Linked DNA regions of Homo sapiens: region 1 is linked to region 2. A link is a loop called in an ENCODE intact Hi-C map of the cell type or tissue named here. Cell type or tissue: B cell. All regions are shown on one strand. Links, peaks and the distances in the headings refer to the core of each region. The heading gives the core; the rest is flanking DNA. Region 1 holds the start of NIFK (nucleolar protein interacting with the FHA domain of MKI67). Region 2 holds the start of PTPN4 (protein tyrosine phosphatase non-receptor type 4).

Region 1 (11,420 bases), core at 1,863-9,862, 2.0 Mb after region 2:
TGTCCGATTCCGATTATACCGTTTCACTGATGGATATGATGGCTGCTTAAATGGAATATTCCAGTCTTTAAAGAGTTCTTTATGTACTTTTTCAGGTGGCATAAAATGACCTATTTTCAAAAAGAAAAAAACATAAAGGTATTTTAATGTTAACTTTAGAATCTCCGCAGTGCCATTCCTCACACAACAAAATGATATGGCTGGGTACAGTGGCTCACACCTGTAATCCCAGCTTCTCTCACAGCAATGCGAAGTGAATAGAGAGACAAGACCTGGGCAGCCTTGTCAGCTGTGAACTTGGGTACCTAAGACGGCCACATGCCACCATGGGCACAGGGAAGCCAGAAACTTCGCTTTGCCTCCCAAGGGCAGCAGGATCTGGACAGGGATGCTCTCTGCACCCTATGGACTGCAGGGTAGGGGGCTTCACTGGCTTCTTTCTGCAGGATAAATTACTCATCTGGTGCGTCACTCCTCCACTCCCTCTGGCTTCTCTCGTGTGGAAGAGCTACAGCCATTGCCATTTAGACAGATTTTGCAACGCGATTCCTGACCTTTGATGCTATCCCCACTGCCCTCAGGATAAATTCGGAACTCGCTGACTTAGAAGGCCTTCAGTAACCTGACCTGAAGCCTCTTCTTGCTCCTTCATCTCTTGCTACTTTTCCTCACATTCTCTCACAGCTGAATGGTTAGGCATCATTGGTTTGGCATTCACTGTCCCTCAGCCAGGAATGGTCTGTCTTCACTCCTGTCCCCTTCACCTGGCTCACTCCTGTTTAGTCTTCAGGTTTCAATGTCAACTATACTTCCTTAGAGAAGCCTTTCACAGCCCATAAGGATGGGTTAGCTGCTCCTCCCATGTGTCCCCAAGGTAACTTGTCCAGTTCCATTTAGGGTAAAAACAGCTCTCAGGCTAGATTTTAAAATTCCAATTAGAATCTGCCTGCAACATACACTGAAATCCTTGCACCATTCTGTAAGACTCATCCCAGAGATGAAGTGGCATGTCCAAGCAGCTAGGCAAGCCGCCCTTCCCACCACAGTCACCCACCAACAGCAGGCACCCAGGCAACCCTGCGGTAAGACAGGAGCACTTACACTCCAAGAGTCTTTCACCAAACAGGTAGTTGTTCATTGTTTCAGCAACTATTTTGGCAACATCCTCAGACTCAAACTCCACAAATGCATAGCCTTTGCTATTTCCAGTCTGCAACAGAGAAACCGCCACAAAAAGTAGAACAATTAAATTTGAATGCGTCATCAAATTCCTAAAATGCCATTATTTTAAATAATGTATATTAGCCCCTTATCAAATATTACGTACGACACGCTTAATTCTAACTTCAATTCACATATTCCGGGGACTGTTATGGGAAAAAGAAAAGATGCACGAGTCTGAACACACAGCTGATTTTCTGGTATTCTTGGGATTTTGGTTACATATGATAAATACACAATTCCTATGGCTGGAATTTATTCAGTAACAACACTCCGTGATATTAAAAAAGTCTTCAACTTAAAAGTCACATGGCTTAACAGTGGGAATCAGGAGGCTCATTTCCAGCACCAGTTGTGTCAGTAACAAGCAACTTGGACACTTCCACAACTGAGTCTCAGCTTAATTATCTTCAACAGGTGGATTCTGGGAAAAATTTAAATCCCTCAAAATCCATTTATAATCCCAACACTCAAAAGAGAGGGGAAGGCCAGGCGCGGTGGCTCACCCCTGCAATCTCAGCACTTTGGGAGGCCGAGGGTGGATCATCTGAGGTGAGGAGTTCAAGACCAGCCTGGTCAACACGGTGAAACCCCATCTCTACTAAAAATATAAAATATTCACTTTGGGAGGCCAAGGAGGGTGGATCTCAAGGTCAGGGGTTTGAGACCAGCCTGGCCAACATGGTGAAACCCCATCTCTACTAAAAATACAAAAAATTAGCTGGGCATGGTGACATGTACCTGTAATCCCAGCTACTCAGGAGGCTGAGCCAGAAGAATCACTTGAACCTGAGAGGCAGAGGTTGTAGTGAGCTGAGATCGCGCCACTGCACTCCAGCCTGGGCAACAGAATAAGACTCCATCTCAAAAAAGAAAAACTAGGCCAAGAGGGGTGGCTCATGCCTGTAATCCCAGCACTCCAGGAGGCCGAGGTGGGTGGATCACCTGAGGTCAGGAGTTCGAGACCAGCCTGGCCAAAATGGTGAAACCGTGTCTCTACTAAAAATACAAAAATTAGGCCGGGCACAGTGGCTCACACCTGTAATCCCCACACTTTGGGAGGCCGAGGCAGGTGGATCACCTGAGATTGGGAGCTCAAAATCATCCTGACCAATATGGTGAAACCCCATCTCTACTAAAAATACAAAAATTAGCTGGGTGTGGTGGTGCACGCCTATAATCCCAGCTATTCAGGAGGCTGAGGCAGGAGAATCACTTGAATCCGAGAGGCTGAGGGTGCAGTGAGCCAAGACTGTGCCACTGCACTCCAGCCTGGGCAACAGAGTGAGACTCCATTTAAAAAAAAAAAAAAAATTAGCCAGGCATGGTGGCAGGCACCTATAATCCCAGCTACTCGGGAGGCTGGGGCAGGAGAATCACTTGAATCCGGGAGGCGGACATCGCAGTCAGCTGAGGAACTGTGCCACTGCACTCCAGCCCGGGCGACAGAGTGAGACTCCGTCGCAAACAAAACAAAACCAAAACAAAACAAAAAAAAAATGAATAGAATGAAATAGAAAATCAGCGCATCACACAAAACAAGTTTAAATATTGTCTCATTTGGCTTTTATTTCAGTTATGCTTACATGCATATGTATGTGTGCTGGTTTGTGCTGTAAAACTTTTTTTAAAACCCTCATCTTCTTTGTGATGGTAAAAACTTACCTCTTATTGTGAGCCAAAGTCTGCAAAATACTCTTCTAGAAAATTCTGCCTATACCTGTACAAAGATTGTTCCTAGCAGCTTAATCTAAAGAGTTAAAAATATTAAAAAACCTAATGTTCGGGCTGGGCACAGTGGCTCGCTCATGCTTGTAATCCCAGTACCTTGGGAGGCCGAGGTGGGCGGATCATCTGAGGTCAGGAGTTTGAGACCAGCCTGGCCAAAACAGTGTTTAGTAGAAACACTGTTTCTACTAAAAATACAAAAATTAGCCAGGTGCAGTGGCCGGTACCTGTAATCCCAGCCACTCAGGAGGGTGAGGAAAGAGAATCACTTGAATCTGGGAGGCAGAGGTTGCAGTGAGCCGAGATCGCCCCCCAAAACAAAACCTAATGTTCAATAGGAGGGTGGATAAACTTTAGTAACCTAAGTAATGAGCAATGATGATAACAAAGGCAATAGAGTTACATGGATAAAGCTCAGATTATTGAATACAAAAATTCAGCTGAAGAATGATAGAGTAATATAATTTTAAAATAATACCATATGTACATTTATATATGTACACATATGTATTCTAGTACATATATATATAGTAAAAACTTATATATAGCAATGAAAACTGAATTTGTGGCCGGGCGCACTGGCTCACGCCTGTAATCTCAGCACTTTGGGAGGCCGAGGCGGGAGGATCACAAGGTCAGGAGTTCGAGACCAGCCTGGCCAACATAGTGAAACCCCGTCTCTAGTAAAACACACAAAAAATTAGCCAGGCATGGTGGCAGGCGCCTGTAATCCCAGCTACTTGGGAAGGTGACGCAAGGAGAATTGCTTGAACCCGGGAAGCGGAGGTTGCAGTGAGCTGAGATTGTACCACTGCACTCCAGCCCGGGCGACAGTGCAAGCCTCAGTCTCAAAAAAAAGAAAACTGAATTTGTGAATTTAATTCCCTAATTAAAGAAGTTGAAGAGCACTGGGAAGGGTACAAAAGGGACCTCAATTCTACCTACAATCTATCTTTACGACAACTAACAGATGATGGATGTGCACCCTATCCCCCACATGCTAAATCAAATAGGTGTCTATGGCTACAACCAATTAAAGTTTATGTGCGGGGAAAGAAAAGAAAGTGGGTCACTCCTCCACTATTGAAACAAGCTATGTAAAGCGTTTTCTCATTAGAAGGCAGGTATGACACAAATAGTAATTATACTTATATAGTGTTTATTGTGTACCAAGCAATCCTCTAAAGACTTTATATTTAACCTTTGACTAAATACTCCCAGGAAGTTTTACTTATATTTAACAGATCACAACACTGAAACATGGTAAGGTCATATCACTCTAACTAGTAAGGTGTAGAGCCTGACCCCAAACCTCAGCAGTCCAACTCCAGAGTCCTCACCTTTAACTATTCACTATATAAACCTTTGCTATTATAAGGATGCTTGTACCAAAGGCTAACACAAGAAAATGTATAAACCTGGGCCTCATACTAAAGCTCATTTACCAGGACTGTCAATTTAATGTAAGGATTTGGAGAAATGTAAAAAACAAACTTTTACAATAATACTGATTTTGCTCCTGTAGCTGTTTCAGATTCTAAACCTCCTCCACTCTCCTTTTTGGAATGAAATCTGATAAGCAATAATGTATGCGTGAACGTGCTCTTTAATGTCAAGGATAATACACATTTGAAAAACAAAACATTAAATCCAACTGCAAAAATCTTACCCTTTTACTTCTGGACAGCCTGAACCGTGTCACAGTGCCAAACTGGGAGAAATATGAAAAGATCTGGGTTTCGTCAAGTAGGTTAGGTAGGTGGCGCACATAGACTACTCCAGGAGTAAGTTGTTCTTGTTTTTTTCGCTAAAGACGTAAAGACCAGGTAAATTAAATATATAAATAAGAAAATCACATTGTAACAAAACCCCTAGCCCTCGGCCCAAGAACCTATTCTGCATTTCCACTTACCACAGTAGTAATTAAAGAACTGGCTGTTTAGTGTTTCTCTCCCCACAAAGGCCATGGTCAAGCAGTAGTCAACTATCTTTCCAGCCTGGCATCCCAGCACCCAGTATAATATTAGAGCTCAATAACTATGTCAATCAACGGATAAGCAAGGACATCTTTGAACAAGCCATTTTAGATCTTCTGCCCAGAGAACTCTACATAAACGTAGGCTTCAATTTGGTATGCATATTACTGTTTACTCGCACTTCATCGAAAAATTTTCGATACGCTTGTTAACTCTCACGGTACAGATTAGCCTTTCAACGTCTCAGTCATCATAGCCTTACCTCTGTAACAGGAACTTCTAAGTTTTCCTGTGTATTTTATGCTAAAAACCACAGAAAGTATAAGCGATGTCAGGGGCCCTAGTCAGCAAGTGGAACCTGGCAAATACTCTATTTTAATAACTCCCAGATCACCAACCCGGCATACAAACTTCCCGAATGTGTTAAGTCTGGGGCTCCCATTTTTGGGGGAAACGCGGAAGCGTGACAGCTCTAACCCGGAGATAACCTGTGGTATAGGAGCCTATTCCCTCCAGCTGGTTCTTTCTACTGCTTCTGTCACCCCAATACTTCCCCGTTACCCTCCACATGAAGGCTCCAGGGCCTCAGCGGCCAAACCCCTCCATCATTTACCGAACAGCGTAAACCCTTTCGTCTCGGAAACCGTGGCCTGCAAGCTTAAGAGGTCGGTCCCTGATTCGGTCGAATCCACTTGGGAGACCCTGGAGGTAATGAAGGCGAGCACGAAGGCAAGGGGCGCCCGGGCCGGAAACCGTGCAACCCCAGATACCCTCTAGACCCGGTCCATCGCCCCCGCTCGCAGCCTGGGCCAGGGTGCCTGCTCACCTGGGTTATGCGCTTGCGAACCTGCGCCACCTCCTTTTGAAACTCGACATCTTCCTGCGGATTAAGCGACAGGATTGGCCCAGCCGGGCCAGAAAAAGTCGCCATGCCAAAAGCCGCCGACGCTAACCACGCGGCGCTCCCGGAAACGTCGGGCTCCCAGCTCCCCCGAGGCGGAAGTAGAGGCAGGACAGGGGCGGGGCGAAGCGCTAAGGCGAGGCGAGGCGTGGCGAGGGGCGGGGAGGGCCATGAGTCGGGCGCGGGGTTGGAGCAGGAGTTGCCCGGAGAAGCGGGGGCGGGGCACGGGGTGTGGCGAGGCGCGGGGCGGGGCATAAATTGCGCCAGGGGCGAGGGCGGGGCACGAGGTCGTGCCGAGAGACTGGGAGAGGCGTGAGTCGCGCGGAGGCGCGACATGGGGCGTGACGAGGAGCGGAGGGCGGGGCGTGAGTAGCGCCGAGGCGCGGAGGCGGGGCGCAGGGGCGTGCCGAGGCGCGGCAGCGGGGTCTGGGGCTGGGGCTGGGCCGTGGGGAGCTCCCGCACCCTCGGCTGTCGGGGCGCCGGCTGGCTTCGCTTAAGAGTGCCTGAAACAATTACGTTCACGCCTACTTTCAAAAAAGGTCTAAAATAAATTCCAAAACAGTACCTGTGTCCTTGAGATGCTGCTCTCATTCCTCAATTTGCTTATTATTATTATTATTTTTTTTTGAGACAGAGTTTCGCTTTGGTTGCCCAGGCTGGAGTGCAATGGCGCAATCTCGGCTCACTGCAACTTCCAACTTCCGCCTCCCGGGTTCAAGCGATTCTCCTGCCTCAGTCTTCCGAGTAGCTGATTACAGGCGCCCGCCACCACTCCCAGCTTAATTTGTACGTTACCACTCCCAGCTTAATTTGTATGTTTAGTAGAAACGGGGTTTCACCATGTTGGCCAGGCTGGTCTCGAACTCCTGACCTCAGGTGATCCACCCGCCTCAGCCTCCCAAAGTACTGGGATAACAGGCGTGAGCCACCGCGCCCGGCCCTAATTTGGTTATTCTTTCACTCACTTGTGTGTGAGCTCTCCTGTGTGGCCCCGTCCGTCCGCGGCCCTTGGAGAACTTACAGCCTGAGGGCAGCATGGCTGCTTTAAGAGACCAAAGAGGCTTGTGGGGGAGAGGCACACTGGGTGGCGCCGGAGGGTCCCCCTTAGGAGGTGGCGTTAGCACCGAGGCCTGAAGGCTAAAGAGCGGGGTGTGGAGAACCGAGCGCCTGCCGTCCGCTGGACCGGACAGGCCTGCACAGTGTTCCTAGGTCTAGAAAGAAGGACGCGGCAGTGGGGTTGGAGCCCAGCACAGGAGGGAAGAGCTGCGAGGCGGCAGGCTGGAGCCCCATGACTGTGTGTCAAAGTATGAAACTGGGGTTTTGTAAATGCGAGGGGATGGGCGGGTTTAAAGCGAGGCTGTGGCTGTTTGCATCTTTCTTTTCTTTTTTTTTTTTTGAGACGGAGTCTCGTTCTGTCGTCCAGGCTGGAGTGCAGTGGCGCGATTTTGGCTCACTCACTGCAACCTCCGCCTCCTGGGTTCAAGCAATTCTCCTTCCTCAGCCTCCCGACTAGCTGGGACTACAGGTGCACACCACTACTCCCGGCTAATTTTTGTATTTTTAGTAGAAACGAGGTTTCGCCATTTTGGCCAGGCTGGTCGAGAACCCCTGACCTTAAGTGATCTACCCGCCTCGGCCTCCCAAAGTGCTGGGATTACAGGCGTGAGCCACCGCACCCGGCCTGTTTGTACCTTTCAAATACTATTATACTAGTGAGTAACTGAGTGGAGAGGAAGGGTGGGGAGTGGATTGCCGAGGAAGCAGGGAGGTGAGGCGAGAGCGACAGATCAAGCACAGCTGGTGTCAGGGGATAGCTGCGGCCGTGTTCTGGAAGCCGTGAAGGCGGCCCAGGGTGTGTGTGCCCGAAGAGTGGCCTGTGGGCCTGAGGTGGAGGCCCTGGGAGGGAGTGCCAAGCGAGGCCAGCCCACTTCCTCTGACAGACGTGCCTCCCACGCTCACAGTCTTCGCCTCCTTCACCCCTGCACCCTCCGGCTCAGCGCCACCGTCACCCCCAAGGGGGCATCCCTGACCCTGTAGCAAAGTCAGTTCTTCCAGTTAAGCGCTGTCTTCCCATTGTGTTTTCATGGGTAGGCTGGATTTTCGGGAGTGAGCGAGCAAGAGCAATTTGATTCTTTTTCAGGGCTGCCCCTTTCCATGGGCTTGTTCTTGCTCCCCCCAGGATGAAATCTTGGGGAGAGCTCCGCACTTGTGATTGCTCCTCAGATGTCAGTCAATAGAAGCATGTTCCACGCGTTCAAAATCTAATATCAAATGTCTCCTCTCCCCAGCTCAGTGTCTCTGGCAGAGAAATCCCCAAAGGGGAGCACAGTCCACATCGTCTTTATTCTTGGCTCCACTTTCTCTGTACACCCCAGTTTCTGTTTTTGGGCTTTCCAGGATTAGGACAGGGAAGAGAGGGAGGAGAAAGCAGAAAGGGGCTCCTTGCTGGCAGGTGCCACGTGGCCAGGGAGTTTTAGAGGCTGCAAATGCCAGGTTGCTGGCACCTTGTCTCCAAGCACACTTTTGAGGTGTCCCTCACCTGGCTGCTCATGACTCTACCTGCCTGCCAGCCGAGGTCAGCTCTGTGCCCAGAGGCTCCTCCTGGAAGGGCCTTTCCAAGTGGACTTTATCATCCTGATCCTTTAAGAAGGGCCACATGTTTTGTCTGTCACTGCCATGGGATTGCTGCCAGGCAGGCCTCCTGGCTGGCATCACAGATGTTGGTGTATAAACCAGGTACAATCCCTGTATCCCCCAAATTCCAGAGGATGTAGATAAGTTCACTGGTTCCCTGAAGGTACCATCCGTGTCCTCGTGTGTGTGTGCGTGTGTGTGTGTGTGTGTGTGTGTGAACACTCCCCTCCTTCCTGAAGGTGGAATCTTGACATGTCTCATAGCTACTTAGGGGAGATGAGGATACAGGAAGGAATGACGGCAAGCACTTCTCTATGGAAATCCTTTTTCAGGTATTCCCAGTCACCTCCACCTCTATGAGTTCCTGGTCTTGCCTTACATCCCCCCAGGGGGGTAGTGATCCAAGGCTTCTCAAACTTGAATGAGCATGTGGATTGCCTGCACCAGGCAGGTGCTGATTCAGTAGGTCTGAGGTGGCCCAGGTTCTGTGTTCCTAACAAGCTTCCAGAAGAGGCCGATACTCCATAGACCACACTCCGAAGCAGGAATAGAGATTTGTGGCATTGATTACTGGGTCAGAATTCTGGGACAGAATGTATTCTGTCACCCTCAAAAGATTTGTTCAAGTCCTAATCGCTGGTACATGGGTACATGTGAATGAGACTGTACTTGGAGAGTCTTTGAGGATGGAATCACATTAAGATGAGGTCATGACCGGGCACGGTGGCTCACGCCTGTAATCCCAGCACTTTTGGAGGCTGAGGCGGGCAGATCACTTGAGGTCAAGAGTTCGAGACTAGCCTGGCCAACATGGTGAAACTCTGTCTCTACTAAAAATACAAAAATTAGCCAAGCGTGGTGGCATGTGCCTGTAATCCCAGCTACTCGGGAGGCTGCGGTGGGAGAACCGCTTGAACCTGGGAGGCAGAGGTTGCAGTGAGCCGAGATTGTGCCATTGTACTCCAGCCTGGCGACAGAGCAAGATTCTGTCTCAAAACAAAACAAAACAAAGATGAGGTCCTGTTGGGTTTGCGTTAGCTGTAAACCGTGACTAGTGTCCTATGAGAAGAGAGCATTTTGGGCGTGCACATATGCAGAATGCCATGTGATGGGCAAAGCAGAAGTTGGAGTGATGCTGCCACCAGCATCCACAATTGTGAGAGAATATGTTTCTGTTGTTTTAAGCCTTTCCGTTTGTGGTAAGTTATCCTGGCAGCCACAGGGAAAAACACAGTTGCTGTACAGGCTGCGTGGTCTGAGGACAGCACCGGTCCTGGGCCTGTCTTGGTATGTCGGGTTCTCGTTGCGTGTTAGGGCAGGTCCTGGAGGACCTCCGGGATGCTCACAGATGGATGCCAGGCCCCCTCTCCTCCTTCCCTCCCTCTCTCCCTTCCTTCCTCCTTCCCTTTCTTCCTTTTGATGTTTTTGTTTGTTTGTTTGTTTTTAATTCTTCCTTCTGATTTTGCATGTAGATGGGGAGCTACTGACACTTTGGGTGGGACAGTTCTTCACTGAGCTGGACCGTCCTGTGCACACTACTTTTGTACCCTCATCCCCTGCTCATTGTAACAATCAAGATGCCTCTGGGCATTTCCATACAGCCCCGAGCAGACTATTGAGTCCTCAGTGTGTGTCACCTGCTTCTCTTCCCGCACGAATCACCCAGGCCTCCTCCACCCCCCATGCCACCCCACCCTTATCACCTGTGGCCTGGAGCACCTATTGGGGGCCAAGCACGGAAATTGAGGAGGGCCGGTGGCAGGGCTGGGCAGGCAGCAGGGTGAGGCAGGGCACATGAGAGACCAGGAGGGAGAGGGCTCTCTGGGGTGGGGCTGAGGTTCCCCCTACTGCTCAGCCCTGTCTCCCTTCCCCCTCCTGTGTTCCTCTCCCTCCCCACCACTCTGCCTGGTCCCTGTGGGGTTGCCTGATGAGCCACTCCGATATCCGGCCCAGCCGTCCCTTACTTGGTCACAGGATTTCTTAGTATGTTCGGGTTACTATAACAAAAATATCATAGACCAGGTGGCTTATAAAAACAGACATTTACTTCTCACAGTTCTGGAGGCTGGAAGTCCATGATCAGGGTGTTGGGAGGTTGGTGTCTGTTGAGGACCCACTTCCTGGTTTGTACGAAGTGTCTTCAGTAGTGTCCTCACATGGCTGAGAGAGAAGCAAGCTCCCCGGTATCTCTTCTTATAATGTCCCTAATCGCATCATGGGGCTCCACCTCATGACCTCATCACCTCCCACAGGCCCCATCTCTTCCCACCATCAGAATGGGGATCAGGGCTTCAACATAGAAATTTTGGGAGGACACATTCAGTCCAGCAAAGGGATTCTAGGGATGGGCCTGAAAGGGGCAGCTCTGTAGGAAGAAGTGGGAAGAAACCCTTGTCTGTGCCACCTCAACAGTGTGGCCTCCATAAATGCCAGTCTGCAGAGAATTCAGGGCCATGTGATCTGAAGCGGTGAGGGAAATTTCCTTCCTCTTCTGCTGGGATTGGCCATCATTTCTGCCATGCTCTGCCCTGTGTGAAGTTTAACATGTACGGCCCCAAGACTAGACACCAAGTCTGGCAGTGTCCCATGGGAGGCTGGTGGACTGCGAGAAAGGGTGGGGGAGAGTGGAGAGTGGGGTGCCCAGAGGGCCTGGATTCCCTCTGATGGCCCCTGTGCTGACTCACCCCATCCCCTCCCCATCACGGGATCCTTTCCTGCCTTTCAGTAAGGGATGTGAGTGTCCTGGGTCCTGTGGGGCTTGCAGTCCTCATTGTGGCACCCTCTTCCCAGCCTGAAGCCTGTCTCCTGCTGGGCTCATCACCCTCCCTCATCACCCTGGTCCCCAACCCTTTTCTCTGTTCTCCTACTGCAGGCCTCAACTTCCAACCAGTCTTGTTTCCACCCCCTCCTGCCATTCAAGGAACCTTGCAGAAGTGCAGCTCCAATTATCTGGCCTTCTG
Region 2 (11,420 bases), core at 2,063-10,062:
TGATGATAAAGCTCCTATTACAAAACCAATACAAAACAAAGGGCACAGATTAATAAACCTACAATATTCACCCACAAATAAAGTAACATTTATGCACTATGGATGGATGAAGCCCAACTCTCTCTCTGTCTCTCAAAAGCAAACAGCATATTCAATAACATGTCACCTAATGGGAAAGAGATTTCCTTAGGCTGGTGTCTCCCCGTTGGTCAAAGAATCCACTAGATGTCACTCAAGGTCCCTCAAGGTTCCCTTTCACAGACTGCGTGGTCTTTAATTTTACATCAGATCATTTTCCTCACCAAACTTTGTCCCCACAGTCCAAGGCTCCTAATGGAAACCATGCAAAATGTAAGGCACAGAACATGCTGGTTGTTTGATCTCCTTCCATGGCTTTCCGTAGTACTCTAGGGCCACACCATTCATGCATCTATTCAAGAACAGTAACTGAGGGCTGATGTTCTACGACACATTAGTTTAAGCTGCGGTGGAATCATGATGAGTGAAAATAGCCTTGGTTCTGTCCTCACGGAGTTTACAGTTTAATCTATGAAAGCACTCTTCATTCTAATTTGTGTTGTTTATTTATTTATTAGTTCTCCCTTCAGACCAGAAGCTCTCAAACTTTTTTGGCCGCCACATCCAAGTAAGAAAGAGATTTTATATTGCAATTTATATTCACACAAATGCTCAAACACATAACCAAAGTTAAAGTTTCACAGTACAATGCTTATCTTCATGTTGTGTGATACACTCTGATATTTTCTAGTCTATTCCAGTTCCTTTTTTTTTTCAAAATGCTAGTCATGATCCACCAAATTGATTTCACAATCCACTAATAAGTCACAATCCTAAGAATAAAAAATACTTGACTAGAGGGCAATGGTAACCTCTTGTGCCTAGCAAATAGTAAATGAGCAATATATTTTTTTAAATGAATGAAAATTATGAGGACTAATTTGCATTAATGTTTACATTAAGAAGAAATAGATACAGATTAAGTGGTTTATAATATGTATAATCAGTGTCCTAAGAACACATTTCTATATACACATTACATTCTATATACGCAATTATAATGGATAATTTTTTTCAGATAATCTATACCAGCTATACTAGGTACACTATATATGCTGTCAATGTAATTTATTATTTCAGTCACAATCAAGGACTCACATATTTTAAATTCACATAATTAAAAATATGTTCATCTTGGAAAAAGAAGTCATAAGCAGCAATGAACTCTTTCAGATATTAAAACTCATTATAAATTCCAATAGTAAAAGAGCCTGGGATTAGAGACCACAGCAACAGAATAATGGCCTCCAAAGATCCCTAATCCATAGAACCTGTGAATGTTAGCTTGCATGGTAAAAGGGATTTTGCAGATGTGGTTAAGTTAAAGATTTTGAGATGTGGATATTATCCTGGATTATATGAGTAGACACAATGCAATCACAAAGATCCTTATAAAAGGGAGGCAAGAGGGAGAAAAAAAGGCAGAAAAGATGATGAGAGAGAGACTTGATGCCATGCTACTAGGTTTGAAGATGGTGGAAGGAGCCATGAGCCAAAGAATGCAGGTGGCTTCCAGGAGCTGGAAAAGGCATGGAAACAGATTCTCCCCTAGAGCCTGCCTCCTCAAGGAACACAGCTTGGCAACCTGTTTTGGACTTTTGATGTCCAGAACTGTAAGATAATAAATTTGTGCTCTTTTAAGCCACTAAAGTTATGGTAATTTTCTTGTTTTTTGGGAGTTTGTTTTTTTTTTTTTTTTTTGAGACGGAGTCTCACTCTGTCACCCAGGCGGAGTCCAGTGGTGTGATCTCAGCTCACAGCAACCTCTGCCTCCCAGGTTTAAGTGAATCTCCTGTCTCAGCATCCCGAGTAGCTGGGACTACAGGTGTGTGTCACCACGTCTGGCTAATTTTTTGTATTTTTTTAGTATAGATGGAACCCCACCTATACTATAACTGGCCACCATGTTGGCCAGGCTGGTCTCGAACTCCTGACCTCAAGTGATCCACCCGCCTCGGCCTCCTAAAGTGCTGGGATTACAGGCATGAGCCACCACGTGTGGCCAAATTTATGGTAATTTGTTACAGCAGCAACAAGAAATGAAAATAGAGATGGAGTAAATAAATAGTTCAATGGCATAAAGTAAAAAAAACAGTCTAGATCCAACAAAAACTTCGAGAATTTCATATCTGATGAAAGCAATTTGGTGTGTGTGTGTGTGTGCGTGTATGTGTGTGGGTGTGTGTTTATTCCATAAGGTGGTATTAGGACAACTGGATAGTTATTTAAAAAAAAAAAAAAAGCTACATCTCTATCCCCTTACACCAAAATTATTTCCCAGATAGCAGCAGAAGACCCATTAGCAATCCTGAGATCAGGATCATGGATTTTTAAGTATTTTAAAAACACAACTAAAAGTACTAGAAGAAAATGTGGGATTTTTTTAATGTGAAAAATACAAAACCCAGAATGATAAGGAAGAGGTGGATTATAGCAGTAATAACTCTCACACAGTGAGGCAATCAGTAGTCAATTTGGCAGCATTTATCAAAGTTAAACATGGCCATACACTTCAACCCAGCAATTGCATTTCCACGAATTTGTCTTAAAGAAATGCTTCATTATGTGTACAAAGCTTTATGATGAAAATGTTCTTTAGAGCATTATTTGTAACAGCAAAGTACTAGAAACAGCCTGATGCCCATTAATTAGAGAAAGTTAAATATATTATGGCTCAGCCCTTAGATGACATGTATCTACATGTTTTGTTAAGGAATGATTTCCACACACATTTGTAAGTGAAATATGGTATGATCCCTTGTGTGTGGGGAAAAGAGATGTAGGTTTAGCTTATATATTCAGAGAAAATTCTGGAAGTGTACACAAGAACTGTCAATAGTGCCTATCTTTTGGGAGTGGGACTGACAGTAGGAAGAAGTCTTAGATTTTTAAAATTTTACACTTTTTTGTAGAGTTCCTGATATCAGGATTGCTAATGGGTCTTCTGCTGCTATTCAGCAAGAAAGGAAAAAAAGGAAAGAATTGCTGAAAATGAAGAGGGAGAGCCATGCTCACATGGTGACAAATCTGGGCCAGCTGCCTCAGAGGTATATGGTATAGGATTTTGAATTTTTTTAAGTATATTTAACACAGCTCTGTGATTAAAGGAAGCCCAAGTCACAGAATCCTGAACTTATTGGAAACATGTGTGACACCTCTTTAAAGGTTTAAATTATTTAAATTTGCTTGCTTTTGCTTTTAAGTTATGCATGAAGATTCCAGGCAGGTAAAAAGATGAAATTCTCCCTTAACTGACTAGCTAAGGCAGACAGGTACCTAACCAAGGTCTCCTGTTGGGGACCAGGTTAGATAGGACTCACATTTCACTGAAAGCCTGTATACCTTTGTATGTCCCACCTCACCAGCGTAGGCAACAAAATCAAGTCAGTTTAAGTCATGTGCTTTTTTGAAGTTAAAATTCATACCACTCTGAGCTCTACCTAGCGAGTAGAGTCCAACCTTCTGTTGAGGTTCTTCTCCCTAGGTATCCCCAGTGATCCTACGGTTACTCATTTCTTCCAAAGAAGTCCTCTCCAGTTACTGATAGTGGGTGGCTGGTGAGTCAGCCACAGTGCCTAGTCAAAGTTTCTTCTTCACGGCTGCTGCCTGGGGTCACTGCCAAGGCCCATACAGGCAAGAACAAATGCTTGTTCCCTTCTGGCTGTAGCTACCCAGGGTTAAGAGAGGTCCTACCATTGACCACACAGTGCAAAACGGCCAGTCCTCGCCTGCCAACATCCTCCAAGTGTGGATACAACCTTTGCTCTTACTCTCCCAAAGCACAGTCAAGGGCAGACTGCAGACAAGGAAAAAAAAACAGTCAATAGCAGTGTCTGCCAATATCCAGTAATGTTTGAGGCCACTTTTGAATGAAAAAAAAAATTCTTGCTAACTTCCAACTGTTAAGTCATTTTAATTATGTCTCTTAATTATACATAAACTTTAGGTAATAATTTCTTATTCTTATAGCTCACGTCTATAAAACTAAAACAATTTTAGAAATTAAATTCACAAATTTAAAAAATTCAATTAATATGATGTATGTAATGTGTGGTGAATTATATTTGTTGTTTTGCTGAAATTAAATTGTCCTTTGATATGAGAATATGGAACTCACTGCTATGGTATGTACTTTTTTGTTTGGCATGCTTATAATTGACTTAATTATCTCAACATTCTTCTCTATTTGAATTTCTGTTAAACTTCTGTGCAGTGTGCCGTAAAGGACGTATGACCTTCACTTAGCCAGAATGCTGTCCTTTCCACAAGAAGTATTCTATTCTTTTCCCATTAGCCCCAGAAAATTAAATTTGTGGTTGGTGCCAAATACAAAATCAAGTGCAGGGTTTCGTTACAAGGTGGTCATCAAATGATCCAATATAGTGACTAGAATATATTAACTTTTAAAAGAACATAATTTAAGTAAGAGCAAAATATTTACATATTTTATAGATAATTTGCATATATTTTTTCTTAGACTCCAGTTTAAGGAACAGTAGTCTACACCCCTGCTACTCCAGGGTGGTCCAAAAGCCAGGGAGCTTGTTAGAAAGAGTCTCTAGGCCAGGTGCAGTGGCTCACTCCTGTGATCCTAGCACTTTGGGAGGCCAAGGCAGGAAGATTGCTTGAGGTCAGGAGGGTTCAAGATCAGCCTGGGCAACACAGTGAGAGCCTGTCTCTATTGAAAAAAAAAAAAAAAGAAAGAAATGCAGAATTTCAGGGCCCACTCTAGACCTAATGGATTAGACCATGCCATTTAATAAGAACTCCAGGTGATCAGCATGTATATTAAAGTGTGAGATATACTAATTTATTATTTCCCAATTCAATTTTCAGTGGGCCCATGTGAGCCTGGGGCACAGTCTAAAGCTCTCTCTCTCTTTTTTTTAAGGACAATAATTGCTTCTTCTCTTTCCAGGGTTGCAGGCAGGTAGATTTAAGGTGAACTCAGATTTTTCAAGGAATAATGGTGAGTATTGGTAACTTCAAAGGGTCCATCCTGGTGACTTGCAGGGGAAGTTCCACTCAGGAACTTTTGTGTCTTGCTTAACACCAGACACAAGACTACATGTAAGCCATGTGGCTCACATGTGTAATCCCAGCTACTCCGAAGGTTAAGGTAAGATGATCTCTTGAGCCCAGGAGTTGGAGACCAGCCTGACAACATAGCGAGACCTTGCCTCTAAACAAAAATTACATATTGTATGATTCTATTTATATGAAACATTCAATTTCTGGTGGAAGTCTCATATGATCTTTGGTTGGAGGATGACTGGATGTTGACAGATGACAATGAGGTGAAGAGCATTTTAGCAGAGGGAATGGCATGATCAAAGACAAAATGGAGAGTCAGAGGCAGGAATGCATATTTAGGGAGGAATGAATGAGCACTGGCTACAACAGAGATCTGGGAAGAAAAGCAAGTGAAGGAAGTAAAGCTGGAAACATGGATTGACAAGTTGCCTTTTTCAAATGGAAAAACTAACAGGTGTGAGGGAGAAGAGAGTCAATAGAAATTTCTGTCTTTTCCAGATTTGTTCACATTCCCCTGATTTGTAGTCATTTTGTCGGCTTGGGAAAGTGGTTTTTGAAAGATCGTCTTTATAAAGGTAGGCTCTGATAGGATGCTCAAGCTAAGAGCAAGGAAGGACAAAGAAGGCGCCTGGCGACAGAAAAGGGCACTAACAAAAATTGGGCAAAAAGGAAGTGTGGCGGTCCCCAAATCCCTTCTTCCTCCATTTCAGCTGAGATCATTCGCCAGTAGGCAACTGTGGTATTACCAATAAGTTTGTATCACCAATAAAATATTATAATGCACCTGGCTAAAAACCCTGGCGTGATAACACCAAATTCATGTTATTAGAAGGAATTAAATTTTAAAAAGCACACCGTTCCAGGCACACAGAAGGAGCCCCCGAACGTTTGTTTTATAAACGCAGGTTGGTTGCTGAGGCTTTGTTTTGGAGCCTACGTTTAGGAGAGGAAATGATTCAAAACTGCCCCCCAAAACCTATATCCTCCAGGAGCACTGAGGTTGGGGCGACCTGCTGCCAACTGGTCTGGTTTTCCCTTTTAACACACGCTTCTTGCCCACTATCCGGTCCCTGCGGTCAGTGGGTGCAGCAGGGGTCGCAGTCCAAACAACCAATCGCGACGCGGCTGCGGGGCGGGGGCCACAGCGCTCCGCCTCCCCCCTCCAATCCGCCCTCCCAATCCTCCTAGGCCGCTCTCTCTCGCACCTGCGTGTCCCTCTGCGCTCCGACTGGTGCGACTTCTCCCTGCGCTAGCGAGGCAGGGTTTTGGCCTCGCCTCTCGCGAGATCGCCTCCTGTTGCTGCCGCCGCCGCTCCTGGCCACTGACTGGCGGCGCCTGCGCAGCCGCCATGTTCGGTTGCTATGCTGCGGCCTAGGAGAGGGGGTGTGCTTGAGGGAGGAGGAAGAGATAGAGGAGGAGGAGGGGGAGGAAGAGGAGGTGGAGAAGGAGGGGGGTGACTGAGCTCCTCTTGCACTCTCACACACAAACGCTGCCCAGGATTACCCGCCAGCTCACGCCGCGCAGTGCGCTTTTCCGCTCCTCGCGCCCCACCACCAACATTGTTCTCTCAGGACTCCTGGGTCCCAGGGGCCGGAATTGGGCCTGAGCGGGAGAGGAAAGAGACTTGGCTTTGGCCGCGGGGTCGGAGGATTGGGGCCAGGCCCCCTCCCCCACGCACTTTTGGGGGTGTGGATTATCTCATCCCTGCAGGGAGGTAGGAGAGGTCGCCGGCTGCCCGCCTCCCTGCCACCTCCCCAGCGGCGCCGGCCCGCGGCTGCCCAGCAGCATGAGGTGGTGCTGGCGGCTCCGGGTCGTGGCGCGACCGCTGCGGCGGCGGCTGCTCGGGGGGCGCTGAGGTAGCCCCCCGGAGCGGCACGGAGGACGCGCTTCTCCTCTGCGCGCCGGGGCCTCGAGGCTTTTTTTCTCCAGCCGAGAGGACGCGGCTGTGATATACGAAGGTAAGAGGTTCTCCGGTCCCCGCCGGCCTCTCGGCCCTGCACGTTGAACGGGAGGCTCTTACCTGCATGTGTGGCTCCTGGGAGGTGAGCCAGGTGGGGCAAGCCGGAGGTACGAGGATGATTTGAAAGGAAGGAAAAAAGGACAAAAACAAACAAACAAACAAACAAAAAAACGCTTTCTTTCCTTTCTTCCTGGGACCTCTGCTTTTGCGGGGGTTATAGTTGGAATCTCTGTTATGGGTCAGCGAAGGGCCAAGGGATGGAATAGGTGCGGAGATGGAATGTTCCCAGTACCTAAACTCTAGGTAAAGCTTTGGAATCTTGAGTTTTCCATTGCTGGTAGAATTCCTTTTTTTTTTTTTTTTTTTTTTGGCTCATATGAGCGCTTCTTGCACGCTGCATGAGCCAACTATTCCTACCATTGAAGTTTTAAGCCTGTTATGATTCTACCAGTATATACCTGTATTTGGGAATCTGTAGTTGAGCCAAAAAAAAAAAAAAAAAAAAAGTTGAGATGTGGGTAAACAGTGATGCATTTCGCAGGGTTTCCATAAAATGGAACAGCTTACAGTTGCACAGGTGATGTGTGGATGTTTCTGCAAAACTTAGGGTGGAAGATTTTATGTCTGGGCTTGCATCATGTAGTGACATCAGTATGTACAAGGACGATTTGTAGGATTTTTCAAAACGCCTGTTCTAGGATAACTTGTTATGCATCTGCAATATGCCAGCTGCTTTTCGAATAAGAGGTTTCAGTAATACTAAGTTTCTGTGTCCAGATCTTGGGCCCAGTTGAAACAGTACAGCTGATTGGTCACATTTAAAACATATTTATGGAGAAAGATAAAAGGCCAATGTGTCCGACTTGCAAAAGACAATTAGAGTAGAAAGAAGACTGGAACAGTAAAAGCCAGGGCATTTTTAAATCTTGGTTTTCTGAACTTTAACGTGCCAGAGGAAAAAAATTTTTTTTCAATTTTAAGGGGGAAGGAGATGGCCTTAAAATAAAGGATTGTTCAGAGCCTAAACTGTGCTTAATGGAATAGAGCTAGGTATATCATCTAAATCTTGAATTTGACTAATATAAATTCAGCTTTCTTTTAAAGAAAAAACTCGTAAGCAGAAGTTTGTGTATTCTACAGAACCTCTTCACTAGCTCGTAAGTGTGATCATTTTGTGGACATCACTGTTTTTTTGTTAGAATAAATTTATGCTCCAATTACCACAAAAGCAATTTTTATGTCTCTTCGCATTTTTTATGGTACACATATCTTTGTTACATTTTGCATTGAAACACGCACGGTCCCATAGTATCATAATCTTCAGTGATTTATAAGAGAAACAGTCTATTTTGTACATGGGAATGTTTGTCATGTTGCCAGTCTGTTTTAAAAATTTGGCAAGAGGTTTTTAAAATCCAAGGAGGCACCACTATTTTGTAGTTTTTAAAAATATTAATTGAGTAGGTCCATGTTTATTAAGTTAGAAAATCACGAGTTCCTCAAAAGTAGTAATAGACGAGGATGTGATTTTTCTTACTGCCCATTTTCTAACATCTTAGCTTCAGAGCTGTAGGTATTGAATTGAGTCAAACTTGTGTTTTTTTCTTATGTTCTAATTAAATATCTTTTAAAATGTCCCTAGTAACATTGTTACTTTAAATTTATAACACCCAATTTCTAATTTAGGCTAGGCATAAAACCAGCATTGATTGAACGTACTTGCTAAAAATACTTTCTGGGTCGGATGTACTTAGAATGCAGCCTCAGGAAATTTCATTTGAACTATTCTGTGACCAGTGTACACTTCATTATTGTTGAAGGACTTTTAAAAAAAGTATAGATCTCTCATACTCGATTTAATCAGTTTGAGCATAGATGCCTAACTTTAAAAAAAAAGTATAATAAAGTGGGATAGTAATACAATTTACGTGAGATGGTAATAAAAACTTTTCAGCTTTTTTTTTTAACTTGTATGACTTCGTTAGGTTGTTATTAAACTGTGATTTGTATTTTTAAAATAGTTTTGTCTGTTAAACATAATTGAGGTGTACAGTACAGTATCCATTGTTATCTGTTTAGTATTTATTTATGACTTACAAACTCTAAAAGCGGGATCAGTGATCATGGTTTTTAGTAAGTTGTCTTTAAGGAGCAAAGTAAGAGACTAGCAGAAAATTGCAAGGAGGTTTGTTATTGAGAGTACTTCTGCCCCCCGCTTGAGAGTTAATATGGCCACTTTTAAACAAGAAAAGTTTTCCAGAAACGTGGAAATCTTGTTTGGTGTATGTTTAGGGGCAAATGTTTTAAAGTTTTGCCTAAATTCTTAGTTAGAATGCAAAATTGATCAACTCCCTAGGAATGGTTATTGTGGCTAAATATGAATTGTTGCTCCTATGTAAAATTTAGTTATTGGTAGAAGTTTACTAACTGAGTTGAATTTTGTTGTTTTCCTGGGTTATTGCATGTTATGAAGTTTTTTATGTACTATAATCCAGATTTGTTAAATTTGCCAGTTTACTAGAATAAGCTGTGAAGCCTTGAAGTTTGGCTTAGCATTCTGAAAATCCTTTTTATTGTTTGCCAGGAAAGCACTGTAGGAAGGAGGTGTTATCTCTTCATTTAATATTTAATGAGTAGTATAGATGATGAGATAGGATATAATGTAGAAATACCGTAGAATCTTCTTTATTGATATGAAAGTACCATTGTCTAGGAACAGCATAATTTCTTATCTTTTGCATGAATGGGGAAAAAGAGGAGGGGAAATTTATTAGACTCTTTCATTTCATTAGAGATATCTTCCCTCACATTCATTCTTCATTTCATTATTCTTAAGTAGAAACTTTGGAAGAGAGATGCAAGTATTTGAATTAATTAGTAAGAACAAAATGAAAATTACATCGTATAGACTATCATGAGGAAAATATCAATTTGGGTTGGTTATTGTGTTTGTATTTTTTAACAAGGAGGTTATATAGAGTAGTAGAAAGAAAAAAGGACCCAGAGGGGAAGAGTGTTAATATTTATTGTCTGTTAAGTGTCAGATCCTGTATAAGGGGCTTTTCATGTTGTCCCACTCACCAAGTATGCTTTATGAGGTAGGTATTATTAATCCCCTGTCCTCTCCCTGCCAAATAGAAGCTAAGGGAAATGAAATAACTTGTCTAGGCTCATACTTCTAGTAAGTGGAATTCTCTAAAACTTATTCTTTAGATCGGTTCTGTCCAATTAAACTTTCTGCAATGATGGAAATATTCTTTTTTCCTTCAACTTTATTGAAGTATAATTGACAAATATCATAGAAATATTTTTTGCACTGTTAGTTATGGTAGCCATTAATCATGTGTGGCTATGGAGCACTTAAAATGTGACGAGTGTGTCTGAGAAACTCAATTTAAAATTGTATTTAATTTAAATCAATTTAAATTTATAGCCAGATGTGGCTAGTAGCTATAGTATTGGAGAGCATAGCTTTAGGTCTGACTGCTTAGAAAATCTGAGTTGTAGTATTTAATCTTCCACTGGTTTATGCATGGCATTGGGCAAGTTGTTTAGTTCTGGGCTTCAGTCTAATCTGGTGTGAAAATGAAGGGGTCGCCACTAAGAGATTATCTCCAAGGTTCCTTCTTGCCTGAAGTTCTGTGACTGTTATTAAAACATACAGTAGCATTCAATATTCACAAGCATTATGTCTGAAAGGATCCCCTCCCCAATATGCTCACCCATTACCTAAAGATTTCTGTTTAGTCAGTTTCTCTTTTTGAGAAGCGTATGTATAAAGCACACATAAAGGATAGTGGATTATTCCCCACCTCCCCAACTGTTCGGCAAAAACATTGTGTAACTCAAGGCAGTACTTTATGATGGAACAAAGTTTGAATCTTTAAAGGCCATATTTTAACATGCCACCTTCCCGTTTAAAAATATATAGGAGTTCCCCGGTGCTTATCAAATTAATCCCAAATTTACCTGCTTGACCTTGAAGACTTTCTACCAACTTCATCTCATTAACCTTGTTTCTCATTCGTGCTTAAAAAGAAAATAGTCTTGTTTTTTCCTTTGTCCTCGTTTCCATAATTTAAACATCTCTGTCTCCAATTCATGTGCCTCCTCTTTAAACCTTTTTCAAAATTCACCTGTTTCTGGAAGAATGCTGCTTAATCCACTCACAAGGATCAGTTAATGAATCCTGGTAATAAGTACCCTAAGGTTAATATATGCTTGTTTAGATATAGTTTAATATCTTCTTAAGCTTTTTTTTTTTCTTAAGTTTTTATGTTACCTACTCTGTTTCCTTAATTTTCTTAGGTTAAAAAAATTAAAATAGGAATAGCGTCTTTTGTATTGT

The links. Peaks named below come from ENCODE experiments on the same cell type or tissue, not always from the same donor. Only the 100,000 strongest peaks of a DNase experiment are listed, where the experiment ranks them.
Region 1: it touches region 2 in a loop (19-fold over the local background); 4 of 110 quality-filtered maps call a loop at or near these places.

What each region holds. Positions count from the first base shown.
Region 1 is chr2:121,730,995-121,742,414 of GRCh38, forward strand. NIFK (nucleolar protein interacting with the FHA domain of MKI67) reads right to left here and starts at 5,881. Exons shown (of 7, transcript NM_032390.5): 1 at 5,752-5,881; 2 at 4,619-4,756; 3 at 1,102-1,210; 4 at 1-110. The coding sequence starts at 5,856. RefSeq lists an enhancer at 5,768-5,817 and a silencer at 5,918-6,367. In B cell, for the core only: no CTCF peak of the experiment used is centred there; DNase peaks (open chromatin) are centred at 6,027, 6,977 and 7,677; H3K4me3 peaks cover 2,223 bases; H3K27ac peaks cover 2,556 bases.
Region 2 is chr2:119,753,315-119,764,734 of GRCh38, forward strand. It overlaps PTPN4 (protein tyrosine phosphatase non-receptor type 4), which reads left to right and starts at 6,608. Exons shown (of 27, transcript NM_002830.4): 1 at 6,608-7,070. LOC101927764 (a long non-coding RNA gene) reads right to left here and starts at 6,400. Exons shown (of 4, transcript XR_007087215.1): 1 at 6,318-6,400. RefSeq lists silencers at 6,150-6,259, 6,810-7,109 and enhancers at 6,299-6,593, 6,310-6,569, 6,840-7,464. In B cell, for the core only: no CTCF peak of the experiment used is centred there; a DNase peak (open chromatin) is centred at 6,427; H3K4me3 peaks cover 2,499 bases; H3K27ac peaks cover 1,807 bases.